Linked DNA regions of Homo sapiens: regions 1 and 3 are each linked to region 2. A link is a loop called in an ENCODE intact Hi-C map of the cell type or tissue named here. Cell type or tissue: heart left ventricle. All regions are shown on one strand. Region 1 holds the start of MLLT10 (MLLT10 histone lysine methyltransferase DOT1L cofactor). Region 2 overlaps COMMD3-BMI1 (COMMD3-BMI1 readthrough). Region 3 holds the start of SKIDA1 (SKI/DACH domain containing 1).

Region 1 (5,000 bases), 790 kb before region 2:
ATTTTAATTGCCATTACTTTGTATATCTCAGCTTTTAAAACATCTGAATTTGCTATATATGCTCTCATTGTGCTGTATACCTATTATCACTCTTACACAGATTTCTAGCAATTAATTTGAAATAGAAAAACAGCCATGATACCTTTTCTAACCCCCCTTTATCAGAAGAACATTTAGAAGGCTTTTAAAGCCCAAACCATTATATTATCTTTTGGCGACCGACTAGGAGAACTTGGGTTCTCTATGCTTTAGCACTGTGAAAGTGCATCTTCCAGATCAGCACATTTATAATGCGAATTGCTGATAAAGAACCATTTTGTACCTGCAAGGTATTAATCAAAAGTCATGAATTCGCCTTTTAACTGGGCTTGTCATTTAAACAATCTATGCATAATTCTGATTTCATGCGAAACTTTTCTAATTAGACATTTTTTGCTTAAACATCAATATTGGGCTTTACGGATGCATAAGGAATAGGCAGACAGTGGAAGATTTTAGTTTAAAAGTGCTCAGCATCCAGCTAATTAATCTATGCAGATAGGCCTAATCCATTTTCCATTTGTTTGTGAGGTGGGAGCTCTCATCTTTCTGCCACTTTTAAATGACCTCACATTTCCAAGTATAAATTTGGAGAAAAGACCCGGATCAGAGGAATCCTCCATCAAAACTGGACGCCACTGTCTGATGGCGTTAATTATGTTTTAGCGACTGACTAGGAGGGCTAGAGTTCCTTCTTCCTTTTGGTGTAATACAACTGCATTTTCCGGATCATCGTATTATATTGCTAATTCCGGATAAACCACCATTTGTCCTGCACACCGAGCTGAGGGGCGCCTTGGCGTTCCCTCTCCGAGTGCAGCCCTAACACAGGCTTTTGACCTTCAGCCTGGAATACACTTTCGTTTGTCATTGGGGCCCACGTAGTGCGAAAATGGGCGGCAGATTTGGTAGGACTTCCAGCGGGTGAACTTTGGGAAGAGTCCAGGACGTGAATTTAATGGGTGGAGTGGCTGCGGCAGCACTGTGAAGTTAGCGCGGCCAACTGCAGGAAGCCATGCTTCATTACACCCTTCATGGAAGCTGGCACACTCGCCCCACCCTCGTTTTCCACGGGCCAGTCTTGGAGGAAAAGGCCAGCAGGTAGGTTCCCAGGGCACGGAGATGATGCCCCCGGGGACTCCCCTCTGGCGATTCTGAGAAAACCCCTTCCCAGCCCTGGGCGTCCACCTCCCCCGCCACCTCCCAGGCCTCTTCCCGACGCTCACACGCGGCCCGCGCCACCAGCGCTGCAGAGGGCGGCCCTAACGTCCCCGCCCCCGCGTGCGCGCCCCCGCGCCCGTTCATTCCGGCCTCCGCGCGCCGCCGGCTCCCCTCGCGCCCACCCCCAGCACACCTCGGCGGCGGCGAGCGGCGCGGGGGAGGGGGACGGGGCCCCGGAGGTAGGCCGGGGGCAGCCAACAGGCCGCGGCAGCGCGCACGCAGGGCTAGCCTCGCCCAGGCCTCCTCCCTCACGCCGGCCGCAGGACGGGCGCGCACGCCAAGTGACGCTCCGAGGAGGAAGCGCAGCCCCCTTCCCCTCCCTCGCTGCCCCTGGCCCAGCGGGAGCCCCCCCTCCCCCCAGTGCGCCTGTGCGGAGGCCCTCTTGATTATGTGTGCCCTCTCCGGGCGCCCGCGTTAGCGGCCGGGTGGAGGTGGGGAGGGAAGACGCTGAGGAGGAGGAGGAGGCGGAGGAGGCGGTGGAGGGGAGGTGGGGGGAATCAGCAAGGACATGGCTCCTGACTCCTGTGCGGAACGTGAGTGACTGAGCGGCAAAGCCCGAGTGAGCGAGCGGTGGGCTGCCGGGCCGGGCGGGGGGCGCCGGGGCGGGCTCGGGGGGCTGTGTGGGGGGGAAGCACTAATCGGCTTGCATGTGTTTTTTAATGGTCCCCCCAACTCCCTCTTAGATGGTCTCTAGCGACCGGCCCGTGTCACTGGAGGACGAGGTCTCCCATAGTATGAAGGAGATGATTGGAGGCTGTTGCGTTTGCTCAGACGAGAGAGGCTGGGCCGAGAACCCGCTGGTTTATTGCGACGGGCACGGCTGCAGCGTCGCGGTGCATCAAGGTAAACACCCAACCGCCCGCCGGGGCGCGCCGGCCTGCGCCCAACGGTCACCGCCGCCCCCACCTGGGCCGCAACCGCCGGCGCCCCCGCCCCGTGCCGCGGCCGCGGGAGGGACGCGGAGGGTCCGCGGCGGGGCGCGGGGGGTGTGGGCCGCGCATGTGGGAGAAAGTGCGTGTGGCCCGGACTGTCATGTGATTCCGCTCTCACTCTCTCAAGTGTCATTCGGCCGCCGCCTGCGCCTGGGGCCGGGGTCTGCTGACTCGGCGGGGCGGGGCGGGGCAGGGCGGCGGCCGCGCCCTCGAGATCTGGGCCGGGGTGGGGGCGGGGGCGGGGGCGGGGGCGGTGCGCGCCCTTCCCGGGGTTCCCGGGGCCACGGGGGTGGGTTTGGGAGAGTGGAGCGCCCTCTTCTCCCCTGGCCTGCAGCCGCCTGTCTGCCGCAGTGTTTGGAGACTTCCTGTGGCGTGGAGACGGGCTCGGGAACGCGGCGCCAGTGTGGGGAGGCTGGGGGTCGCCTTGCCTCTTTAGATGGGGAGGGATGCGGGGCCCGTTGCACCCCGAGCCAGAAGGCTCGGGCCCTGCCGCCGCCGCCCGGTAGCTGTCTGCGGAGGAGATGGCGGAGTCCGTTGCTGACCATGCGGGAGTGGCGGGGCTGCTGCAGCGCCTGTGGGGTGGCCGCGGCAGGCCACCACCAGCCTAGGTGGCTGAAGAGGTGGCGGTGCCAAGTCACTTTTGGGGAGCCTCTTAGTTTATTTCTGGTTGTTAACAATTGATGAGGTTTTTGGATATACAAGAAGGCCGAGGACACTAGTAAGATACTTTTCTGGCCTTTGAAGTGGCCGACTTTTCCCCATTTCACGTGGTAAGGAATCCAGGACAAAACAGTCTATATTCTTTTTTGGTGGCTCCATGTCCCTTCGCATTTCTGAATCTGGCATTAAGCGATGCATATGTTTTTAGTAGTCTGTTGGAAAGGACTACCACCAAAAGGGAGACGAAAATTTGAACATCTGCTAAAGTGCATTTTGTAGAGAAACGAATGTCACACTTGGAAAGGGAGACTTTAGAAGCAGTGGTGATGATTCTGAGGTAGTGTACTTACTCTGAGAATGCTGTTTATTCCCAGACTTTTATTTTTTTACTTTTTATTTTGTTGAGACGGAGTCTTGCTCTGTCACCCAGGCTGTAGTGCAGTGGTGCCATCTCAGCTTACTGCAACCTCTGCCTCCTGGGTTCAAGCGATTGATTCTCCTGCCTCAGCTTCTTGAGTAGCTGGGATAACAAGCACACCCTAGCACACCGGCTAATTTGTATTTTTTAGTAGAGACGGGGTTTCGCCATGTTGGCCAGGCTGGTCTCAAATTCCTGACCTCAGGTGATCCTCTTGCCTCGGCCTCCCAAAGTGCTGGGATTACCGGCGTCAGCCACTGCGCCTGGCCCTAGACTTTTAAAGAAGAGCCAAGTTGCATGTCTTGCTTTTTTAGGGAGTGAATACAATGCGTGTCAAACCAGATACTGATTTTAAGGTCATCCCATGTTCATTGGCATTTTGAAGGCCAATGAATTTCTTATGAATTGGAATTTCTTATGAATTGGATGATAAACTATCAAAATTTGATAATTTCTATGTCCCAATATAGAAAATTTTTATTCAAATCTTAAATTTTCCTTCCTAGAAGTACACCTGAATAAAGTTTTTGGGCAATGATGCTGTGTTTTGGACACCTATGCTGTGTTTTTTGACGGATAGAGCATTTATAGTGAGACACATTTTACAAATTCTGTTTTTTTGAGACAGGGTCTCACTTTGTGGCTCAGGCTGGCATGCAGGGTGCTATTACAGCTCACTGCAGCCTTGACCTTCCAAGCCATCTTCCCACTTCAGCCTTCCCAGTAGCTGGGACCACAGGCCTGGACAACCATGTCGGGCTAATTTTGTATTTTTGGTAGAGGTGGGATTTCACCAGGTTGCCCAGGTTGGTCTTGACTTTTTTTTTTTTGAGACAGAGTTTTGCTCTTGTTGCTCAGGCTGGAGTGCAATGGTGCCATCTCGGCTCACCGCAACCTCTGCATCCAGGTTCAAGTGATTCTCCTACCTCAGCCTCCCGAGTAGCTGGGATTGCAGGCATGGACCACCATGCCCTGCTAATTTTTGTATTTTTTTTAGTAGAGATGGGGTTTCTCCATGTTGGTCAGGCTGGTCTTGAACCCCTGACCCCAGGGTGATCTGCCTGCCTTGGCCTTCCAAACTGCTGGGATTACAGGTGTGAGTCATTGCACCTGGCCTGGTCTCGAACTTTTGAGCTCAAGGGATCTGCCCGCCTTAGCCTCATAAAGTGCTGGGATTACAGGCATGAGCTGCCTTGCCTGGTCCTACAAATGTTTAACTGGAAGTGGAAGTTTAGCTTTTGGAGTTTTAAAAAGTTATACTGAATTTATATTCTGCTGTGATTGTACAGTGGGTAGTACTCTGTTTTGTGAATTTATATTCTTTCTTTCTTTATATATTTTTTTGAGGCGGAGACTCCCTCTGTCGCCCAGGCTGGAATGCAGTGGGGCAATCTCGGCTCACTGCAGCCTCTACCTCCCGGGTTCATGTGATTCTCCTGCCTCAGCCTCCTGAGTAGCTGGGACTACAGGCACTACCACCACACCTGGCTAATTTCTTTTTTTCTTTTTTGAGATGGAGTTTTGCTCTTCTTGTCCAGGCTGGAGTGCAGTGGCGTGATCTCGGCTCAGTGAAACCTTCGCCACCCAAGTTCAAGTGATTCTCCTGCCTCAGCCTCCCAAGTAGCTGGGGTTACAGGCACCTGCCACCATGCCCAGCTAATTTTTAAAAAAATTTTTAGTAGAGATGGGGTTTCACCATCTTGGCCAGGCTGGTCTGGAACTCCTGACCT
Region 2 (5,000 bases):
TGATATGTTTGGTGCATTTTTGTTTGCTTAACTGGCAGTTTCTGGGTTGGAACCTGGAAGGTTTTCACTTCTGAGGTGGAAGAGATTGTTTCTCAAATCTTATCAAGCACGTCAAACACTTTGGAAGTCTTCATTAGGTTGCCACTACTTTCAAAGGGCATAAAAACATAACTGATTTTTATATAAGTAACAGTGGTATTTATTAGCATTATAAATGGTCACAGGATTGTGGCCAAATTCTTCTGAACTGAGGTAGAGGAATTGTGTGAATTAAGACTTAAGATGAATTTGAAAGACTTTTGGTCAAGTACATGTGACTTAAATGCTCAAAGCCAACCGGTAGATAACCCTCCACTGAGGTTTGATTGTTCTCCTTGTTAATACTTGTCTTTGTGTGGTGTTGGTTTTCTGCAAGCTAGAGGAGAAATAAAGGCAGCTATTTTTATTGGAGCCCCTTCATGAACTTCGTGATCGGTGGTTTTTTAGTGCAGTATGCTTTCACAGGCAAACAGAAATATCAGCTTGCTATCTTTCTAGGAAAGATCCTGTGGTTTCACAAGGAGAATTTTCTTTAAGCACCAAGAAGGCTGTTCTTTAATTTACCAAGTATAATTTGATTTAAATATTGCTACTCTTTAGGGTCATTGCTCTACCTACAACTCCTCCGTGCCCCGCTTAGATTTATGTTAATATGTTGACAATATTCTCCAAAACAAGTAATCCAGAGATAACTGAGGAGTCAGTCACACAAGAAGTTTTCTGGTAGAGGTCGCCAGTTGCCACTGTGGTCACTTTCATAAGAGAGGCTTTGTTTTGTTTTTTACCATTTTCTAGAGGTTAGCTCTTAATTTCAGCCATTGAGCTGTGTTGATTGGTGTTTCCCTTTACTGCATTAATACACCTTAGGAATTAAAACCGCAGGTATATCTTACTGCAAGTTTCAAAAGGTCCTGGATTTCCATTCAAGGAAGATTTGAGAATGTACTTCAGTGAGGTCTGGAAGCTTAGTCTTATATCAGGTTCTGAAATGAATGAAGAAGGGGGGTTGAAGTTTATTTTTCAAGAATACTACACGAAGTATTTGACTTCCCTGACTGTCGGCTGGTGTATTGTTGCTGACAGTTCCCCATTGTGACTTTCCTGTAATAGAGGTATCTGTTGGGAATATCATTTCATCGTATGGGGGGTTTTACATTTGTTTTTCTCTCCTGTCGCTGCTTTGGGTTGACAAGCTGTTGATTTAGCGTTGGAAATGGGCTGGTCACATGGTTCTGTACATATTGTCACTATTGTACCGATTAAAGTACTTTTTCTTGCCCCCAGCATAGTTTGTCCAAATAAAACACTGGGCTTTGCCCTCTCCTCTTCTTGTAAAACAGATTTCAGTTTTCAGCCTTTCCAAAACTTTGTATCGCTCATTTAATCTACAGGAGAGCGTCACATTAGAGAAGGAAGTTTTAAAGAGGTTCGGTTCAATAAACATCTCTGCAATTTGAGCCCTGACGGTTTCGGGCTAAGTGCACAGTTGGCAATTCTCAAAAAATCCCTTCGTGAAATTTCTGACCGAGTGATTGCAGACAGGACAGACCGAGAGAGTCGAGATCTGAAACCAGCTCTGCGCACCAAGTCGACGTGAAAAGAGGCCCCCGGAGTGTCCGAAATGGCCGGGAGTGCGGTTTGCATTTTCCTTTCGCGGGCGCTGCCGCAGGCTCCGGGGTCCCCGCCGCCCAGGACTGGGTCCCTGGTCCCCGATCCCCGCTCCCCGCTCCCCAGCGCTGTGGCCTCGTGGGGCTGCCCCGCCCCCCCGGCGTCGCCGCACCCACCCCGCCCCCGCGCCGGCCCCGCCCCCGCGGCGCGCCGCCCCTCCCCCGCCCGCCCGCCCGCCCGCCGCCCCGCACGCCCGCCGAGGCTCGGGGCTCGGGCCGGGCTCCGCGCGGAGTTGCAGCGGTGGCCGGATGCCAAGTGTAAGTGTAAGTTGCTATGGAAACCCCGACCGAGGCGAGTTCCGAATCCGGAGCGAGACGGAGCCCCGGGCGCCGCCGGATCCGCCCCTCGCATCCCGGCCCCCGGGCGTCCGCCGCGCTCAGGCCCCGGCCCAGGCCGACTGGAGGTGCTCCTCCTGCGGCCCCAGCACCCGGCTCCGGAAATGCCAGGGATGCAGGGAGGGCAGAATTGTTTTCCCTGCGCGTCGCGTAAAAACGTGCCAGGTTCTGCTTGCTGGAACCGTCTAAAACAACCGGAACCCCGGATTTTCACTTGCAGATTCTTGAGGAAGTTTTATAATAAATTCGGAGACCTGGAACAAGCCCTAGTGGTTGGTAAATATCCGCGGGGATTGTGTGGCGTCTGCAGCAGCCTTGGGGCTGCTGGGCTGGAGGACAAATGGAAGAAAGAGACCCTAATACGCTCAGCTCCCAGCCCCCACCCCAGACTTTCTTCTACCTACAGGAATGATCTGAGAGACCAGAAGTAATGTTAGTTGGATCCTTTTGCATCAGTTTGGTAGAACTGATTCCGATCTGATGAGTAAATTCCTTCTGTAGAAACGTTAGGACAGCCCAGCTGTACAGTGTTAAATGAGTTTTATAAATTCAGTGTTTCAGGGTTTGTGATTACTAGATGATCTCCATTCTTGTTCTGTGAATTATGGCCATTATTTCTGTGTCTTGCAGGATTTTTTATCAAGCAGAAATGCATCGAACAACGAGAATCAAGATCACTGAGCTAAATCCCCACCTGATGTGTGTGCTTTGTGGAGGGTACTTCATTGATGCCACAACCATAATAGAATGTCTACATTCCTGTAAGTACCGAGCTTTAGCTCTCTTTTGTATCATGCGTATTTCACAGTTCGACCTGGAATTTGAAAACTGTTAATGATTCCTGCAATCTGTGGAAATGTTGGTACAAAGTGGTGAAGGCATTTTCTTCTCTTGCATCTAATGACTTTTTGTTAATATGTATTGATTGTATTACAAGCATGCAATATATGTGTTCTCAGGATATGAATTAGCTTATTTAGTTGGAAATGCCTTTCACCATCTTGTTTTCTACTAGTTCTGGGTTTCTAACACCAATGATTTATCCACTCATTTCTAAACATAAAAAAACTTCACATGTTCTACTTCTAGTCTGTAAAACGTGTATTGTTCGTTACCTGGAGACCAGCAAGTATTGTCCTATTTGTGATGTCCAAGTTCACAAGACCAGACCACTACTGAATATAAGGTAGGAAACTGTTGAAATTCCTTGTTTGTAATTATTATTGGAGTTGTATAATTTACTGAAGGCAACCCTCTTTATTTCTTCACAGAAAATTTACTCTTGAATACATAACTAATATGTGTGTGCTTTGTGGAGGGTAGCCGTTTAATTTCTTGCCATATTAATGGTGACCAAGTTTAGACAAAGTTTAGTAGTATTCAAGTGATTTTAAGATTTTTTTTTCCTAACTGTCCTTTAAAAACTGAGTTAGTTCACCTTTTTTGCATTGCTTTATGGACTTCATGACAGGCAGGAATAAATATTTAAAAGGGCTTCCATTCCTCTTTATTCCCTATTCATATTAGCTAGTTTAGTAACTTGAAAGGCACACTTCTTTTGACAGAGCAAATGTGAAGAATTTATTAGTGAATATAAAATATTTTTCTACTGATTTAAAAAGTGCTATATACAGAGAACTTTTATTCTCATAGTTTTTATCTTATCAATAATAGTTATAGACAGCATCACAATCAAGTAAAATATTATAGCACAAAAGAAGACTATAGAAACTTATGAACATTTTTAGTTCTTGCCATCTGAATTCATAGTTTTCTATTTTAATTATTTTTCAGGTCAGATAAAACTCTCCAAGATATTGTATACAAATTAGTTCCAGGGCTTTTCAAAAGTGAGTAACTTGCTTAGAAAATGAATTTAAAGAGATTATTCATTAGTTCTTTGTGTTATGCCAAATGTTTACATCTTTTTTCCCCATTCAGATGAAATGAAGAGAAGAAGGGATTTTTATGCAGCTCATCCTTCTGCTGATGGTAAACCTTTTAGGGGAGGGAAGACATTTTATATGGGGGGAGAGCTTATCTAGGAATTAAAATGTATTAAAATTGACTTTACCACTTCCATCCTCTTATATATAAAATTTATTAGGCATCTGATTTTTAAAAATTACATTTCACTATATCGTTATAGCTGCCAATGGCTCTAATGAAGATAGAGGAGAGGTTGCAGATGAAGATAAGAGAATTATAACTGATGATGAGATAATAAGCTTATCCATTGAATTCTTTGACCAGAACAGGTAAAATCTTTAGGCAATTTATTTTATGCTAATGTTTTATTAGATTGTTTCACTAATAAATTTTCTCTTTATTAGATTGGATCGGAAAGTAAACAAAGACAAAGAGAAATCTAAGGAGGAGGTATGTTTCATGTTACAAAAACATATAGAAGAAACATTGTTTGGAATCCAGATTTTATCAGGGATTGTGTTGCCCTTTAGAATATTAGGCTGTTAAATAGAAGAAAATGGTCATGTTTAATGTTTAAGAAAGGTCTACATGTGATATTTAATAATTAGAATTTATTTTATATATGATTGTTAGTCTTACAAAATATTTTAAGTAGTTCACAGTTAATACTTTGGTATGCTTGAAGATTATATTAGGAATCTGTTCATTTAGTATTTGTAATGATAGTAAACTCAGAGTGTAATTAGTTGAGAGGTTGGTCACCTCCAATTTTGTTTGATACTAGTATCTTTTATATTCAAGCAATCAAATTGAAACTTTCTTCATATCTTAAAGTAACTGAAAAAGTTACTTTTCTAAATGTACTTTTAGGTGAATGATAAAAGATACTTACGATGCCCAGCAGCAATGACTGTGATGCACTTAAGAAAGTTTCTCAGAAGTAAAATGGACATACCTAATACTTTCCAGGTATCTACTTTTATATTCTTCTTGCATTTTACATAGATTTTACAATTTTAATTACATTTT
Region 3 (5,000 bases), 800 kb before region 2:
TCATAATCAGATTTGAGCAAGGTTTGGACACTAAGACCCAAAAGACTGGACACTCAACACTGACAGTATCACATATTAACCAGAAAATTCGCTTTTTTGTTATGGAATCATAGGGTGAAAATTAAGTCTTTTAACTTTGAAAAGCTTACTTTTCACTTCTGAGGCCAATTTTTACACTAATAAATTTCAAGTAAACGTCTCTTTTAAAGTTGTTCCACAACATTTTAATTCAAACTTCTATTTCCTTTCTCAGTTGGGGTAGTGTTTTGTTTGTGTTTTAAAAAAACACATGGCACAACAAACGTTATGGAAAACGCACTCATTCCGTTAAATGCCGATACAAACCTGCCTTTTACTACATCTGTCTAAGCAGCGCATTGCTAAGTATAAACTTAAAAAAATTTTTTTTTCTCAAAGACATATCTATTATTTCTTGGCAAATACTATTTGGTGATGTGGTGCAAAAACACAATGGTAAAAAATTTCGGGGTATTTGTAAGTTTTCTGGAGAGTTGCAGGCCCCTTTCCTTTTGAAAGTTTAGAGCTCCAATACCCTCAATTCTACTGGCAGAATTAGGATGGACTTAGAGGGTCCTAAACGTGACCGATTCACTAAGGCGGGGGGGGGGGGGGGCTACAGCTTGCAGCAACGTGCTCTGCAACTTAATCCTACGCTAAAAGAGGGCAGAGAGCGAAAAAGAATGGAATACAAACTCTCCCGACATCCGTAGTTACTTTCAAGGTGGATTGTGTATTTTAAGGCTGATGGGAACGTCTGGTTTGTGGAGCAAAAAGAAGAGAAGGTAAGTGTTTGTCCTTGTATCCACCAGTTCGTAGAGAAACAATGAAAGAACAAAGGGAACCACTTCCCCATCTGAACATTTTCTGTATCTCCCTCCGTTTCAAGCCAAAAAGCTTGGGAAGGGATTCGCTTTACTCTACCTTAAGTAGTGGTTGCTGGCTTGTTGAACTAAGAATGAGAAAAAAGTTGAGAGGCAGATATAGACTAAATAATAATAAAAAAGGCTTGCTGTGGCGGATCTCCACCGCGCCAGTGTCAGCAACTTGCAGCAGAAGTTGCTCAATGCACGGAGGCAAAGCCCAAGAAATACCCTTTGCACACCAGATTTCGAACTCAGTCATTTAAATAGACTTTCTTGCTGTTTGAAGGGGTTTCTGCGCACAAAATGTGTAGGTAGTGGCTATGGGAGAGATGTACTATTTAGGTCGAAAAATGATCTCATGGCTATCTGGAAAAGAATTTTTAAAAAGGAAAGGGGATTCAAGTATCACGTTACTGTTTGCTAATAGAAGAAATGGCAGCACTGGCTGGGAAAGGAGAGGGATTCGTATTGAAATGCATTTGCTTTGGGGTACGCTGGTTATCCGCAAGTCTGGCTTTGTGGGTCTGCGTGGCTGAATAAGTGACCAAGTGCCTTCGGCATTATATAAACGGATCGATGTGTGCGGGAGTCCCCAAAGCCGTCGAGCACGTGAAACGCGACTTTTTACTGCCCTCCAAGCGGCGACCAAGCCCCGCTCCACCCCACCCCGCCTCAAAATCCGTATATTACCTGCCCTGTTACAGTGACACATGTTTATGTTTATAGTCCTGGTTTGTAGTAGTGTCAAGAACCGCAGCAAGAGGAAGGGGAGGAGAGAGGAGAGGGAGGAGTAAATTCAACCACCCCCACTTGTTGTTAAAGCAAATTTACTGCGTTATTGCAAGCTCAGGACGGGGGGCTGGGATGAGAGTTGAGAGGAAGGGTTGAGTTGGGAAGTGTGTTGGCGGTGGAAGGTGGGGGTGGGGTTAAGAGCTCCGCAATGGAGCTCCTCTCCCCAGCAGCCCAGGAAAAGCAGCTCGGTCAATAGGGGAGCATGCTGGCGCGGTCGAAAACAAAAAGGTTCCTCCTGCTCGCTGCGTTCACGTGGGGGGCTCTGCACGCGGGGCTCCAGGGCCGTGACCCCTGACCCCGGCTCCTCTCCGCGCTCTCCGGTGCCGCGCGGCCACTTTTTACCCAGGATCCCTCGCGCGGGCCGCGCTCGTGCCGAGCTGGAGTCCTTCCTAATCCTCCATTCCCGGCTCTCGCTCCCCGCCCCCGCCGCCAGCCCCGGGGGAGGATTCTCCGGCGGGGAACCCCCGCCCCACCCCCACCCCGACTGCCCCGGCGGAGTCGGCCGCAGCGAGTCCGCGCGGGGCGGGGAGGGCCGGGCCGGGCCTCCCCTACCGCGCCGGGCCTGCGAGGGAGGGGAGGGACGGGGAGCCGAGGGGAGGGGGCGCCGGCCTCCCGGCTCAGCTGCCCCACTGAGGCCTGGACCTGTTGACTGCGATTGGCCCGCCTCATCCCGCGCCCTCTCTCTGCTCGCAGCGGCCCCAGCCCTTCCGCGGCGTCGCGGGGAGGAAATGGGGATGGCTGTCCTCCTCTCCGCCTCCTTCTAACTTTCCTTTTTTTATTTGGGTGTGTTGGGGGGGGTGCTGAGAAAGCCCAGGCAACTCCACCGCCGCCCCATCCTGCCTCCGAAAGTCTCGTCACGCCCGACCCGCCGCCGCCCTCCCAGCCCCCATGACTTAAAACCGCCTCCCCTCCTCGCAGCGGCGCCCCGGCCCGGAGCCCGAGAGCCCTCGACGCCCCCGCCGCGCCTCCCCCGCCTGGCCTGGCCCAGCGGCGTCCCCAGCGAATTGTGTCGCTTTTCTGCCCTGGAAGCTCCCTCGGCCACGTTCCACTTTTTTTCCCAGTCCCAGGAGGCGTAAGATAAAACCTCTGATTTGCTGCGTGCTGCCGGGCACATTCTCTGCCCTCTCGTCCGAAGGACGAGTTTAAAATGGAGAGTTTAAAATAATAGCATTTACAGGAGGAAATAAAGAGCGAGGAGATGGTTCTTTGGCCGGTTTTAAGACATACATGCTTTTTTTTTCTTTTAATACAAGATGTCTTAAGGGTTAAAAGCGTTCTAGGGTTTGCTGTATTTCCTTCTAGATTTGGGGTTTCCTGAGGAAATCTTTTCCGGAGGGAAATAGCAAATCAACATTAAGATGGAAGCGAGACTTCTCAGCCACTTTTGGAAATGAAGGGGGAAATTGTAAAAATACATTCAGAAAAGGGCGCGAAGGCGGCGGCTGAGGGGAAGAAGCTGGAGTCTTGGGAGGAAGCGCAGTGGGTTGGAATCGGGGGAAGGAGGGCCCGCTAGGTCCGGGCGGGGAAGAAGGCGTGCGGGCGGCGGGGCGTGCGCCGGGCCGGGCAGCTGGAGGAAGGCGCGGCGGGACTGGCGAGCGCGAAGAGGCAGGCGGGGAAGGCCTCGGGGGGCGGGGGCCGGGCGCGGGGCCGGCGCGCCGGAGGAAGCGGGACCTGGCTCCTCGCGCCCGCCGGGCCGCCCCCATTGTTCTGCCCTAGCACCGCTGTTAGCCGAGCACGTCCTGACCGAGGGAGGGGCCCCGCGGGCCAACCCGACCCCCGTCGGCGCCTCCCCGGGCTCCTGAGCTCCGGCCGGGTCGGGTCGGGCCGGCGCGGCAAGTTTTGATGGTCAGACTCAGCCAGCGAGGGGTTCCCAGCTGAAGACCTCGGAGGAAGGAGCCTTTACAGCGTGCTGCGAAATTGAAGGAAGCCGGGCGAGCCTGCAACGCACACGTTATGAGAAAAAGGGAAAGCAACATAGATATGTTTATAAAGTGATAAATAGATAAGAGACACCCGTGGGCAGTTATTATTCTGGATCCGGAAAGTTACAGTAGATTATATAATATTTGAAATATCTTGAAAAGTATGGATTCAAAAATCCATTTAAAAAAAGGTTCAAAGGAATTCGGAAAAGCACGTTTCGCTATCCTTATTACTGATTACTCAGCTCTTCTTTGTACACAGAAAGTCTAGTTTTAAAAGGAAAGGCTGAGCTAGCCCTTTCAAAAACGGGCTTCCTTTAACGTGAAGTGCGTTTTCAAAATAGGGAATTTCAAAAGGGAAAAACGTTTAATTTGCTTTTAAGCCACGTTTTGGAAACAAATAATTGCAATCCACTTAATAAACTCTGTCTGTTTTCCTTTGTGAGGCATATGGAAGAAATATTTCTGGCCAACGTCACAGTTGTTTTTTTTTAAATGAAGATTTCCAACAAGTGCTTGCGAGTCTTGTCGACAAGACCAAAGTCATCGTGCGTGAAAGGCCAAGAAAAAATAATTTCAATCCTGTGGTCCAAACCTTACTAGGGCAAGAGAGTAATTTCGACTTAGGTTTATGATAGACTTTGCGGAAATTCCTTCTAAAATACTCATTAGTAGTCTGTGTGTTATGAAGCACTGTTTCCCAAGGTAGATTTTAAAAAACCAATTAGAATTGATCTTTAATGGAATATTATATTTACACGTCATCATGAAAACATCATTTGACAGAGTTTTGAATTACAAGAAAGGAGTTAACAGATGATGCTCATAAATAGCATCTGTTTGAAAAGACCCCTTAAGAGTCAGTTAAAGGTAGTGATTGTTGTATTTTTGCATTTGAAATGCTGTAGAAGTTGCTTGCATTTTAACACTTTCATTTTGCGGGTCTTCTTTCTAAACTTGCATTTCCTCATGGAAATCATTCAGTTATTTCGAGATATAGGGAGAAATTCTTATGTAAGATATCATTTGAGGCGTAACTATGGAAAGGTTTGAACAGAAAAAAAAATCGCTGTTGAAAATCAAGTATTTTCAATCTATTCATTCGTTCCACACTCATCCTCCCACAGTTCCCCCCATCAATTTACATTTTTTGTTTGTCTTTGAATATTTAGAATAGCTTTACATGATTATCTGTTATGTAGTTGATAGTAGAAGGTGAATCGTTTTACATCATTCACTGTTTCAGATATTTTTTGTTTCATTTAAAGTAAAAAGATTCTTAGGAGTCATGTATTCTTGTGAGAAAAACAACAAATGGATGGAAAAAGGGCATGAATGGGGGTGGGGATGGAGAGGGACAAGTAGCATTCCTGGTCAGTCTTTGTGATACCTTTCTTTAATT

The links. Hi-C counts contacts between places; a loop is a spot of excess contacts. Peaks named below come from ENCODE experiments on the same cell type or tissue, not always from the same donor. Only the 100,000 strongest peaks of a DNase experiment are listed, where the experiment ranks them.
Region 1: a loop joins it to region 2, with 6 times the contacts of the local background. A loop is called at or near these places in 38 of 110 quality-filtered maps.
Region 3: a loop joins it to region 2, with 3 times the contacts of the local background. A loop is called at or near these places in 44 of 110 quality-filtered maps.

What each region holds. Positions count from the first base shown.
Region 1 is chr10:21,532,702-21,537,701 of GRCh38, forward strand. It overlaps MLLT10 (MLLT10 histone lysine methyltransferase DOT1L cofactor), which reads left to right and starts at 1,531. Exons shown (of 23, transcript NM_001195626.3): 1 at 1,531-1,819; 2 at 1,944-2,103. The coding sequence starts at 1,944. RefSeq lists enhancers at 1,100-1,813, 2,529-3,241, 3,505-4,018 and silencers at 1,179-1,708, 1,719-1,788, 1,899-2,238, 2,379-2,468. In heart left ventricle, CTCF peaks have their summits at 1,033 and 2,534; DNase peaks (open chromatin) are centred at 1,390, 2,040 and 2,420; H3K4me3 peaks cover 3,625 bases; H3K27ac peaks cover 3,292 bases.
Region 2 is chr10:22,323,759-22,328,758 of GRCh38, forward strand. It overlaps COMMD3-BMI1 (COMMD3-BMI1 readthrough), which reads left to right. Exons shown (of 14, transcript NM_001204062.2): 6 at 2,673-2,803; 7 at 3,132-3,228; 8 at 3,837-3,892; 9 at 3,984-4,034; 10 at 4,192-4,300; 11 at 4,376-4,421; 12 at 4,842-4,940. It overlaps BMI1 (BMI1 proto-oncogene, polycomb ring finger), which reads left to right. Exons shown (of 10, transcript NM_005180.9): 2 at 2,673-2,803; 3 at 3,132-3,228; 4 at 3,837-3,892; 5 at 3,984-4,034; 6 at 4,192-4,300; 7 at 4,376-4,421; 8 at 4,842-4,940. The coding sequence starts at 2,692. Among named protein-coding and RNA genes, the nearest start is that of BMI1, 5.2 kb to the left of the region's middle. RefSeq lists a silencer at 1,779-2,158. In heart left ventricle, no CTCF peak of the experiment used is centred here; a DNase peak (open chromatin) is centred at 2,013; H3K4me3 peaks cover 2,584 bases; H3K27ac peaks cover 1,125 bases; H3K27me3 peaks cover 1,016 bases.
Region 3 is chr10:21,523,973-21,528,972 of GRCh38, forward strand. It overlaps SKIDA1 (SKI/DACH domain containing 1), which reads right to left and starts at 1,710. Exons shown (of 4, transcript NM_207371.4): 1 at 1,575-1,710. RefSeq lists enhancers at 1,102-1,745, 1,746-2,389, 4,966-5,000 and silencers at 2,045-2,464, 2,585-2,734, 3,180-3,299, 3,310-3,629, 3,489-3,647. In heart left ventricle, no CTCF peak of the experiment used is centred here; DNase peaks (open chromatin) are centred at 2,049, 2,579 and 3,289; H3K4me3 peaks cover 4,549 bases; H3K27ac peaks cover 4,566 bases.